Regions from separate parts of the Homo sapiens genome. Here regions 1 and 2 are each linked to region 3. A link is a loop called in an ENCODE intact Hi-C map of the cell type or tissue named here. Cell type or tissue: PC-3. All regions are shown on one strand. Region 1 overlaps TCF7L2 (transcription factor 7 like 2). Region 2 overlaps TCF7L2 (transcription factor 7 like 2). Region 3 overlaps VTI1A (vesicle transport through interaction with t-SNAREs 1A).

The links. Hi-C counts contacts between places; a loop is a spot of excess contacts. Peaks named below come from ENCODE experiments on the same cell type or tissue, not always from the same donor. Only the 100,000 strongest peaks of a DNase experiment are listed, where the experiment ranks them.
Region 1: it touches region 3 in a loop (2.5-fold over the local background); 1 of 110 quality-filtered maps calls a loop at or near these places.
Region 2: it touches region 3 in a loop (3-fold over the local background); 1 of 110 quality-filtered maps calls a loop at or near these places.

Annotation. Positions count from the first base shown.
Region 1 is chr10:113,091,761-113,095,760 of GRCh38, forward strand. All of the region lies in intron 5 of TCF7L2 (transcription factor 7 like 2), which reads left to right. Among named protein-coding and RNA genes, the nearest start is that of SNORA87, 48 kb to the left of the region's middle. In PC-3, no CTCF peak of the experiment used is centred here; DNase peaks (open chromatin) are centred at 1,921 and 2,531; H3K4me3 peaks cover 1,103 bases; H3K27ac peaks cover 3,888 bases.
Region 2 is chr10:112,954,662-112,958,661 of GRCh38, forward strand. The region is part of intron 3 of TCF7L2 (transcription factor 7 like 2); the gene reads left to right. Among named protein-coding and RNA genes, the nearest start is that of TCF7L2, 6.4 kb to the left of the region's middle. RefSeq lists an enhancer at 2,839-3,473. In PC-3, no CTCF peak of the experiment used is centred here; DNase peaks (open chromatin) are centred at 1,550 and 3,860; H3K4me3 peaks cover 3,826 bases; H3K27ac peaks cover 4,000 bases.
Region 3 is chr10:112,657,317-112,661,316 of GRCh38, forward strand. All of the region lies in intron 5 of VTI1A (vesicle transport through interaction with t-SNAREs 1A), which reads left to right. Among named protein-coding and RNA genes, the nearest start is that of MIR4295, 25 kb to the left of the region's middle. In PC-3, no CTCF peak of the experiment used is centred here; a DNase peak (open chromatin) is centred at 1,905; H3K4me3 peaks cover 629 bases; H3K27ac peaks cover 2,382 bases.

The DNA of each region.
Region 1 (4,000 bases), 430 kb after region 3:
ATGCTTGCCTCTGATCTTGCATGTTCTTGGGCCACGCCTATGTCTTGATTACCTGGAGCTGCTGTCTGTGTGTTTAAGGAGCATTCCCTTTAACTGGCCTGGGTCTGATAGAGCAGGGAGGCCCCCTTTTCTCTGCATTAGCCATGGCCTGGTAGAAGATCTTTTTCAGTAGCCTCTCACTGGTTCAGCTTTTAATAAGCATAGCTGTTCATTCTGGCTATTTATGATAAGATGATATGAATATAGCTATTCTCCCATCAGAGCCTGGCACATGGTAACTCATTAATCTTTGGTTGGCGGCAGGAGGTAGATAAAGGAACCAGGCACCCATTTTAAGTATGAGGAAAATGAAACAGAAAGACTGGGTTTCTTCCTTATAACTCAAGGTCTACAGGAGCTGATTAGATCCCTGGCGCCAGTGACTGAGCATTTCTCAGCCTTGTCCTCAGAACCCAGAAGCATCTCCCAGGGACGTGCCAAAATGCCACGTTTCCAGGATGTCATCTAAATCTGTAAACTGTGAATAGGTGAGGTACAAAGATGCCACTTATGGGCTGTGCCAACTTGGGCAAGTTACCCGACTGATCTGTGCTTCAATTTCTCCATCAGTGATAAAGGTTCACATACAGGCTGTATGTAAAGCGGGAGCTTGATGAGAGAGCTGGTGGGCTCAGACTGGTGCAGGCAATTGGCAAGATTCTTGAGGAATCACAACCTGATGGTGTGTCTGTGTGATGGGCCAGTCGCTGCTGGAGTAGCTCAGTTATGTGTTCCATGTAGGTTTCCATGGAAATTCACATGTAACATTCCTAGTACCTACTTCAAGAATTTTGGTGGTGGCTGGGTGTGGTGGGTCATGCCTGTAATCCCAGCACTTCAGAAGGCCGAGGTGGGCAGATCACGAAGTCAGGAGTTCGACATGGTGAAACCCCGTCTCTACTAAAAATACAAAAATTAACCAGGCGTGGTGGCACATGCCTGTAATCCCAGCTACTTGGGAGGCTGAGGCAGGAGAATTGCTTGAATCTGGGGGACGGAGGTTGCAGTGAGCCAAGATAGCACCACTGCTGTCCAGCCTGGGCAACAGAGCCAAGACTCCCTCGGCTGGGGGGGTTGGTGGGGGCAGGGTAAGAATTTTGGTGATCTCTGAAAATCCGGATCCCACAGCATGGGTGTGATAGAAATGGCTCTGCAGAGTGTGATGGGAACCTCTTGTGACTGGTCGTCAGAACTAAGTTTGAGTCCAACACTCACTTTTTTGGCAAGGTGCTTCCCCGCTCCGTGATGCAATTCTTGCATCTGCAAAACAGGCGGTGGTCATGGGATATTCCCGCAGTCTGCTCCACTGGGTACCTACAGAGATCCCTTGACATTTAACACAGGCTTCCTGTGATCCAGGAACTACTGTACGAACTACTGTAACTACCTCCTATATTAACTTTTCCAAACCTTGATAGCAACCTTATGAGGGAGGTGGTGTGATTATTCCCATTTTGCAATTAAGGTAACTGAGCCAGAGAGAGAGAAAGCAATATCCATAAGATCACACAGCTGAAGGGTGAGAGCTATAAAAATTGCTGGGAATGAAGGGCCATGGTTCTTGGCCATGGTTCTTGGCCATGGTTCAGAGCTGTGATACCAACCATCTTCCACTTGTTCAGGGAGAAGGTGTTTGATCCTTTTCTTCACTCAGCTGCCTTAGGAGTTGGGAGGAAATTTTGTTTCAGGATACCTAAGTTCTTACAAGTCTCAACAATTGTACTTTCTGTTCCATCTACATTTCAAATTCATTGTCCCTTCTCTTTCTTTCCATGTAATTCAGCCAGATTCGAACCCTTTAGATCCCTTCCTCTAGGGAATTAAGGTTGGTAGACCAGCTGAGTAAATGTGACTCAGAAAGTCAATATCCACCTGGGCAGGGATGAGTCATTTCTTTCTAGTTAGCTATTCATGTACATTTTAAAGCTCGCCACACAAAGTCATTACATTGAGGCTATTAACATGTTTAATAGTGACAATAATAGGGTGTGACCCATGGCATATAACCGCATTCAGATAAGAAGAAAGAGTTTTCTTTTTTCTTCTTCCTGTAATTGCTCAGTCAATACCATTTTCACGGAAATACTTGCAAACAAACTTTTAAAAAGTTCATTGTCCAAAGCCTTCCCTGATTCCTTGTTTCCTTCCTCTTCAGGGGTTCTATAAACTTTTCCTGATCAGTGGCCGGGGATTAGCGAGATGGTGCACTCTGTCCTGATTTTGTGGTTGACCTACCCTTTTGCTGGTGTTGAGCCTGTTTTTATTGCATTTTTTGGGGTGTGTGTGCGCGTGCACGCGCATGTGTGTTTTTTCAGGAGGGGGCACATTATTGCTGCTACTTGCTTATTAACCTCTCAATCTAGAAATTTCAGGGAAGAAGAGACTTCCGCTAAATTTGCCAAGCTAGACACATAAACAGGGAGTTAGCCATTTTGGTGAGAGGAAATGAAACTTTTCTTGGGTTTATTAGACCACATCCTATGTGGCTTATTTTATGTCTGATTTCTAAAAAGCATGTCATCACGGTCAAAGTTTTATTTTTGCTTGTTAGTCATTTGAAACAAATATAGATATTGCTTCATTTCCTGGGTACTGTATTTTTCAGTACGTGGTATGTATGGAAAATTTGGGTTTACACAATGAAGTGCACTAGAAGGGAAGTATTTGCTAATTTAGAACTCTCTACATTATAACTTTGGATTAGCAAGCATTCGGCTAACTAAACATTTTCATTTATCTCCTACCCCTGATTATATAAAGAAGCAGATGAGACAACCAAAGAAATACCCCTCCAAGACAAAGTGAATATTTTGAAATACTTCCTCTCAGTCTTTTAAAAAATGTGATTTAAAAATCGTAGGTGGGATCATACTATACATGCACTTGTTTTCTGTTTATTTTACATCTCTCTATACTAGAAACACTTTCCTATATATGCCACAAAAACTGTGAAAGTACTAATGATTATCCCTCCTGTCCCTTAATATGCTTAGCTATTGCCCCAATGAACTCAGACTGTTTCCAAAGTTCCGCTGTTGGCCGGGCACTGTGGCTCATGCCTGAAATCCCAACACTTTGAGAGGCTGAGGCAGGTGGATCACTTGAGGCCAGGAGTTTGAGACCAGCCTGGCCAACATGGCAAAACACTGTCTCTACTAAAAAATACAAAAATTAGCTGGGTACGTGGTCCCAGCTACTCGGGAGGCTGAGACAGGAGAATCGCTTGAACCTGGGAGGCAGAGATTGCAGTAAGCTGAGATTGCACCTTTGCATTCCAGCCTGGGTGACAGAGCAAGACTCCATCTCAAAAAATAAAAACAAAAAACAAAAAACCAAAAAACAAAGTTCCACTATAAATAGTGCAACTGCATCTCATGTGGCAGAGGGTGGAAGTTGCAAATAGTGAAGAGAGAGTGATTCTGGGACATTCCATAATGCCCCCTTGATGTATGTGACCCATCATTGCTTCGCATGTATAGCCCCGGATTGTTCTGTGTGAGTGGGCCGGCAAATTCAACTCCTCCTCACCCCCTCTCTACCCCAGTTCATGCTCACTGGGTAGGATGGGAGGTGGGACTGCCAGATTATTTTTATTTTTTCCTTTCCCACATTGTCTATCTGCCAATATTTTTTTGTTGAAGTCTTTTAGGCTAAATGAGCGGACAAATTTTCTCTGCTGATCAACCGCCGTGGTAGCATCAGTGGGCACTGCAGTGCCTCCCTGGGAATTTTTAATGCCTCAGTGAGGTCATATTCCCAGTGTAGAGGGAACATGACGTAGTCCCACTCTACTTATCAGATGCAGAGCTTGCTACCAGGAAAACAGACGCGGAGAAGCCGGGATCATTTCTGGCCCCATTTCCCTCATTGTTCACCATTCCTTGGACTGCAAAGAGATGTCATTGTAAACGCTATCCTTTTCATTTTGTATACTAAGCAGGAAGCCCAGGCACTCTCTGTG
Region 2 (4,000 bases), 300 kb after region 3:
AATACTGTAACCTATTAAAGTTGATTGGAAAAAGTAGTTTTACATTTCTTTTTCCCTCCTGGCAAAGTGGAAATAGGAATATGGTGGTTGAAATTCCAGTTAGGTTTGAAATTTCTTTTTAAGGACTTGATTATTCGAGCCCTTGCATCTTCTCTTATCCAAAGTTATTTGCTTTTCAACCGAGCTCTTTGCTACTAGGTTGAACAGATAAATAAGCTGCATCTTGAATTCATTTTTGAACTTGGAATCCAGCATTTAAAGGAAACCGAGAGGGGCCTATTCATTGGGATTTTATTTAGCCGGGCAACTTCTCTTTCTGGCTTGTGAAAAATGGACGTTTTTTCCTCACTGAAACAACATAATCCTTTCTAATACAAAAGATTTAGACCTTGGAGTGTGAAGGGTTAATGGTGGTCCTTCCCAGTTGTCCTCCCACCCCCCCACCTCACCCCTGATTGTTTTGACAACACTTTTCAAAGTGTGACATTCCAAGCCCCTACATAACAATGTAATATTACTGTAATTACACAGGTCATTACATTTTAAATAGAGAACAATAAAATGCTTATCGCCCTGAAAAAGAACAGGTGTTCTTACCCTTCTTTGGTATTTATGCTAATTGTTTTTCATCTCCTTCAGAAATATTTATGGCGAACATGTTTAGATTTCAATCTCAATGCAACCGTATTAATTCCATGCTAATCTTTATAGGTTGGGGTTTAATGTCTGCAGTATGGATTATAGGCTCAACATTCACCCAATAAGTCATATTTTAATGATTATAAATTAAATATGCCAGCGCTTTCCACTTTGTTGATATTGAAACTTTCTGAAATCCCAGAAACAAACTCAGGCATTTGGGAGCCTAACGAGCTTATCTGGAAGACGTGTTTTTGGAAACTTTTGACTGTTTAAGGGAAGGAGCTTTGACTGATGCCCTCTGTGTCTGATTGAGAAAGAGTTTTTTGAGGAAAACAATCCTCGTTCTTGCTAGGAGTTCTTCACCTTGATTTTAATTTTACTGATAGGGATTTCATTTAGAGTCATTGCTGGAAGTTGGTCAGCTTTCTGTTTCTTAGCAAGCTGTGAAAAAGTTACCGGAAGGTTTCCAGGGGCTTGCAGATCAAGAATGCTGTTCTGTTTGCCGTGCTGGATCGCTGCAGTTCTGCACGCCATTGAAAAAAATATTTGCTTTAGAAAACTAGCATTTTAATAGTTGCACCAGAGGCTGTGCTTTTAAAGATTACAGTAGAAGTCTTTCCAGGTTTCGAATGCCTCCTTACATCCCACGAGGTGCCCCTGGCTGTGTGCAAAAAGTGCCTAGATTTCTCGGTGGAGAAATCCTGGTGCAACTTCTCTTACACACGTGCAGTGGGTAAACTAGAAGGTATCTAAGAGGATTTTACATTTTGTCAGATGTTTCACAACAGGCCCCCCTGAATCACATTAAAAATGCACTGTAGAGAAAGGACAGCTGCAAATTTTTGTGTGGACGCGTGTTTCTGGACCATGACTAAAACTCCGAGGACCTTTCCCCCAGCTGTCTGGAAGTTATGTGGAAGTTGGTTTATTGGCAGTTAAGTATGAGACAACCTGGATTTAGCAAATGCTCTCTCCTGCACAGGAAGTAGATGACATTATATTGGGGGAAGGGAGGAGATTTCAGGCAAGGAGTGATTTACCTTTTTTTTTTTTTTTTTTTTTTTAAATGCTGGAGTTGCCAAATAAATAAGCACTTTCCAGGGAAGTAAGTGTAAGCTTTTTAGTCTTGGTGAGTGGCATTAGATAATATCTTTGACTGCATTTATAATTCTTTTGAGGTGACACATTTTAAAGTTTGGAAAAGGAGGCTGAACCAAATTCTTGAGGGTCTTATTTTCAAAGGGGTGTGTGATGTGGGCATCTGAGTTTCTTCTGGGAGTGAATATTGGCAACTATGTAAGTAAATCTTCAACTCTGACTTATAATTGAGCACATTTGTGAAGGAAATGGTTAATTTTACAACCAAAGGCAAACTCGCACCTCGACAGGTCTGCTGAAAGAAATGTGCCCCAGTCTTTTTGCTGGCAAGCGCACCACCAGGTCATAAATCCACAGGCTTTATTTACAGCCCATAACACTTATGAATGTTAAGATATTTGACGCCACGTTGGCCTTATAATATTCAAGGTCCGCAGACATTGGCAGTAGCTCAGATTTCTCTCACTAATTATAAGCAATGAGATGGGGGGAGGTGGTGGTATCCTAATGCAAATGCTGCCCTCCCTTCTCCGCTGACCCCCACCTCTACAATCTTGAGTTTACTGAGACAGACGCCACCACTCCTTTGGCAGCTGACTTGTACGTTTCCTCTAGGCTATTGTTATACACATTTATAAAGAGCACTTTCAGGAATGGAAATTCAGTGGGGGCTCTGCACAGATGCCTTTTTCAAAAGCAAAGTTGCTCTAGGTGTTTGCATCTTTTCCCTTTTCTTTTCTCCCTTTTTCCTTTCTTTCTCTTTTCTTAATTCCCCCCAACACCCCCACCTTTTTTTTTTTTTTTTTTTTTTTTTTGAGATTACATTGCCTATATTGTGCATTTTCCCCAGGAATACTTAAAGAAACCTGGTATGGGAGACGGCTCTTTAATTTATATGATGTTCCCCTGAGTGGAAGGGAAAATGTACACATTACATAGTACACTAGTTAAACTAGTTAACGTGAGAGTTTTTAAAAAAGTGAGATGAGGTGAAGAGAGTTGACTAAAAGAATATAATAGGTGAGGGGAAAAAAAATCCAGGTTTACACTGGGGATGGGAGGGCTGCTTATTTGTGAAAAATGTACTGGTATCTGCGGGAGGAGGCACAGAAAAGTAGCCAGAGGAGACAGAATAAATGCCTAAGAAAGATAAGAAAAGTATAATACAAGAGAACAAAGATTTGGGTTTGGGGGAATTGAAATTGGAGATTGGAAGTTTCCTTATGGAGGGGCGTGGGAGTACCCTGGGCTGGGCTATTAAAAAGGGATATTGCTTTGCTCAGCAAAGATGGGCTGCGATCCCTTCATTACCCAGGGTGTTCTACCTAGCCACAGATGTGTTTCCTATCAGTTACTGTGTAAGCATCTGAGGGTGAGGCATTATCTGTGGTGGAGACTGGAGTGTGAGAGAGAAGGCCAGTTGTCCTGCTGATTTTAATTTATGTTGAAAAAGTGGGCTGTTCTGGTGTATTACAAACTGACTACGCGGTATAAGGAGGAAGTGAGATTCAAAGGTGTTTGCCAGGCCAGGAGAGATGATGGCTCTCATTTCTGACTGGATCCTTCCTTCCATCCAACCCAAACTTAAAGACCCAGGCCGAAAGGTTTTCTTTTCTAATCAATGGCATGCAGAAACTTACTAGCCCTCAGGGATAGATATGAATCCCTAAACAGCTCATTACAAAGAAGGGGCTGTGGGATCTTTGAACGGGTTATCAGCCGAGGTGTTCTTTGCTTTTCCCAAGATAGGTTTTTTCTCCTTAGGCACATCTGATTTCGGGCTAGTAATTCGACCTGTTATATTTTATTCTTTTTGTCATGCAGTAGCCCCAACCAGGTCGGTCTACGGAGGAAGGAATGGCCAGGAGTGGCATCAGCCCTGAAGGAGTTAAAATTGCTCCCTAAAGTTTGGCATCATGAAAATAAATTTGAGGCCTGGTAGGCATTAGCAGGGCACAGCACATTTACAGAGCTTAATTAGTACGCACTGTAATTGTTCATGGTCTGCCAGAAGAAGTAATGTTCAGGAAAAGTGGAGTCCCTCTCTTGCAGTCTTCAGCTTGAAACCGATAAATCACTTGCATATTTGTGTAGTGATTCAAATGGAGCTAAGACCTCTCCCATCCCAACATGTGGTAAATTGTAAAGTCAATGAATTGCAGATGTAGGCTACAGTGAGATTCTCTAAGAAAATGCAGAATGAATGGGAAAGAGTGACGCTATAAATATTTACTGAGAAGATAACTAGATTCCTTCGTGC
Region 3 (4,000 bases):
GTATATCTATACTTTCTTCTCCTATTTTAACCCAGGTATCTTCTTTCTTTCTGTGTGCTCAGAAGAGTCAAGATATATAAAAATACTATATAAAACATAACATTTTAAATTTATGAGTCAGTGTAAACATTTGTCCAGGCTTTGAGTTGGGGTACAAATTAGATTTTTTTTAATATAAGAGGTATAAGAAGGCAGTAACTTCTTCCAGATGAGTTCTAAATATTTTGTATGAATCAAAAATTACTCCTTGCCATCCCCTACCTCACACATATATAATATACAAAAATTAAATCAAAATGGATCGAAGACCCAAGTCTAAGAACTAAAACTATAAAACTCTTAGAAGAAAATACAGGGACAAATCTTCATTGGCATGAAGTTGGCAATGGATACTTAGGTATGACACCAAAGCACAAAGCAACAGAAGAAGAAAACAGATTAGACTTTATGAAAGTTAAAAACTTTTATATATCAAAGAACACTATATTGTGTGTGTGTGTGTGTTTGTGTGTGTATATATATGCCTTAAAACAGAACAACAAAAAGATGTGTAGTATTAGGATGCCTTGTCCTCCACATTGTAATGCATGTTTGTTTTCTTTTTAATTCGTTTTTGTTGTTGTTAATGCAAAGATCAAAGGCCTAGGAGTTGGGAGACTTAGGATCATGGTTGCAGCTCTGTGGGTAATGAGCAACATGATCTGGGTGATCTTGGAGATCTCCACCTCCCAACTTCCTGCATTCTAGTTTGCTCATTTGTTCTATTACTTTATTTATTTATTTTTCCCAGAGACAGGGTCTCACTCTGTCACCCAGGCTGGAGTGCAGTGGCACAGTCATAGCTCACTGCAGCCTCAATCTCCTAACCTCAAGTGATCTTCCCGCCTTAGCCTCCCAAGAAGCTGATACCACAGGCATGCCCCACCACGCCCAGCTAATTTTTACTTTTTTAAGAGATGGTGATCTCACTATGTTGCTCAGGATGGTCTCAAACTCCTGGCCTCAAGTGATCCTCCCAGCTGAGCCTCCCAAAGCACCGGTATTACAAGCATGAGCTACCACACCCAGCTCATTTGTGCCATTACTTTTACAGCCCACATTTGTTCTAAAAATCTTTGATTCTATTGTTACAAATTTATAAAGGACTTGACCATATTTTTAAGTTGAATGGTTCCAGTGAACAAAAATTTCCTGAGCACCTGCATATGTCCTGTACTGCCTCTTAAAATGCGGCATATACTGAGAGGAATGAGACATGGCCTCATCTTTAAAGTCATTTACAGTCTATTAGAGAAGAATATATAAGCAAAGAGTCACAAACATCTAATCCTACGGCAGCCAAGCAGGGAACAGAAATGAGTGAAACAGGCCAGTGGGGAGGTGGCAAACTGGATAGTACCTGGCTGTTCTAAAGAAAGAAGCTATAACTCAGTTCCAGCCTGTGTTTACCAAGTGGGAATGGGGACTCACTGTTGCCAGATATTCCAAATTTCAAAAGAAACTAGAAGTTTATCATTTTATATGAAACCTCCTGTTTAAACAAATTTTTCCTGTGATTGCCAACTGGTTCAAAAATGCTTAGAATAGTCTTTCATAAAAGCAAAAGATGTTTGCTAGCCACGTAAGTCCTGTGGTCCACCCAATAGTGACTTCTCAAACATGTAATTAAAATGCTATACATTTAGTGATAGCAATGTGTGCAGAGTTCACAAAGAGTACAAATAGTGATTAACTCGGCTCAGAATGATTTCTAAGAAGCCTTTCTAATTACTTTCTAATCACCTCTCAATTCTTTAAGCACTTTTTGTTTTTTTAGAATGAGTAATTCATTCACCCTGGAGAGCTGGATGACGCTGAACACGTCTCCCTTGTCTGTTAAGTAAATACGTGTTTGGTAAATTCCACAAGTGAGCCTTTGGAATGTGTTTTGACAGTTTTGCCCATTCAGGTTTTCTGCTGCTTCATCTCCTGGCTTTTTACAGGCTTTATTGAATTGTGAAAAAGGGATGTCCTTCCTGCTGCTCAAGTCTCATTTTATAGGATAGAATGGATTCATTCTCATTTTTGAATGGAGCTGTAATTAACATGGTTCCTTTTGTTTAACAACCTCAATTTACATAGTACCTGCTCATTCCAGAGCATCGTTACTGGTAGCACAGCTTCATTGACTGATGTCTGAGGGCTCTGGGAATAGTGTTTGTTAATTATCTGCAGCAAACCAGGTAACTAAGGGGAGGTTCTGCTACTATGACTTTGATGAAAGTAGCACTGATGATTTTTTTAATTGCTTAATGATAGATTTGATCATCTTAAAGCAAAATAGAATACATACTCAGCTACTGAGAAGGTAGTGTTAAAACATAATTGCTTAAACACAAACATACACGCACGCAGACACACACACACACACGCGCACGCGCGTGCATAGGCCCTGCATGGTCTTTAGCTATATTTCTTTAAGAATATGTTAAGTTTACCTTCAGTTGAGATGAATGTATAATTTTTTAAAATAATGTCATCAAGTGCCTGTAAATATTTTATGGTACATAGTAAATGCTAATGTCCTCAGAGGCCAAGGAGGCTACTGTATGAAGCAGTCTAATGTTGGGGACTTAGGCAAAATGGAAACAATATGATCTGCTTAAAAGCATTTAAATTTCTATTGTTTTGGGTTTTTTAAAACGTTATTCTGGGGGCAGGATGGGAATACATCTGTGGGCCTTATTTGGCCCCGTGCTCTAGTTTTCTTATATGCTCTCTGGAGTCACTGAATTCTAATTTGTTGTTGTTGTTGTTGTTTTTGAGACAGAGTCTCGCTCTGTCACCCAGGTTGGAGTGCGGTGGCATGATCTCGGCACACTGCAACCTCTGCCTCCCAGGTTCAAGCGATTCTCCTGCCTCAGCCTCCTGAGTAGCTGGAACTACAGGCGCACGCCACCATGCCCAGCTAATTTTTGTGTTTCTAGTAGAGAGGGGTTTCACCCTGTTGGCCAGGATGATCTCGATCTCTTGACCTTGTGATCCGCCCTCCTCGGCCTCCCAAAGTGCTGGGATTACAGGCGTGAGCCACCATGCCCGGCCCAAGTTCTAATATTTTAAAGCCAAGTGGCACTAAAGATCATCTAGTCTAAGAGTCTCATTTTACATTTAAGGAAACTGAGGCCCAGAGAAAGGGAATGTTTTACCTAAATTAAACCCCAAGTGAATACTTCTTGATTTCTTTCAGTTTGCCTTAAAGACAAAGGAATTTGGAGATCATTTTAGAGTTGGTTGTATTTCTGCATTCTCCAATACAGTGACCGCTAACCACATGTAGGTACTGAGCACTTGAAATGTGGATAGTGCTACTGAGGAACTAAAGTCTTATTTTATTTTATTAATTGAAATTTAAATAGCCCCATGTGGCTAGTGGGTACTGTGTAATATTGCAGAAAGAAACTCAGAAATTAAGGTTTTTATCCCTAATTTGTTACAGCCTACCTTAAATAAATATGCTACTTTACATAAAACTCAAGAGCCAGTCAACAGAATACTTCTGTTTACCTCCTCTTCATCTTTTGTGCTAGTTTTCATACATTTCACTTCTGCATGTTATCACTATTTTTATTTTAAACGGTTACTTTGAAAGAATATAAGAGAAAAAGAAATGTTTTTATTTTTATTTACTTATTTATTTATTTTTGAGACAGGGTCTCAGTCTGTCACCCAGGCCGGAGTGCAGTGGCATGATCTTGCCTCACTGCAACCTCCGCCTCCTGGGTTCAAGTGATTCTCCCACCTCAGCCTCCCAAGTAGCTGGGACTACAGGCATGTGCCACCACACACGGCTAAGTTTTTGTACTTTTTGCTAGAGATGGGGTTTCACCAAGTTGGCCAGGTTGGTCTCGAACTTCTGACCTCAAGTGATCCGCCCTCCTCGGCCTCCTAAAGTGCTGAGATTATAGGCACATACCATCACCTGGCTAATTTTTGTATTTTTAGTAGAGACAGGGTTTTGCCA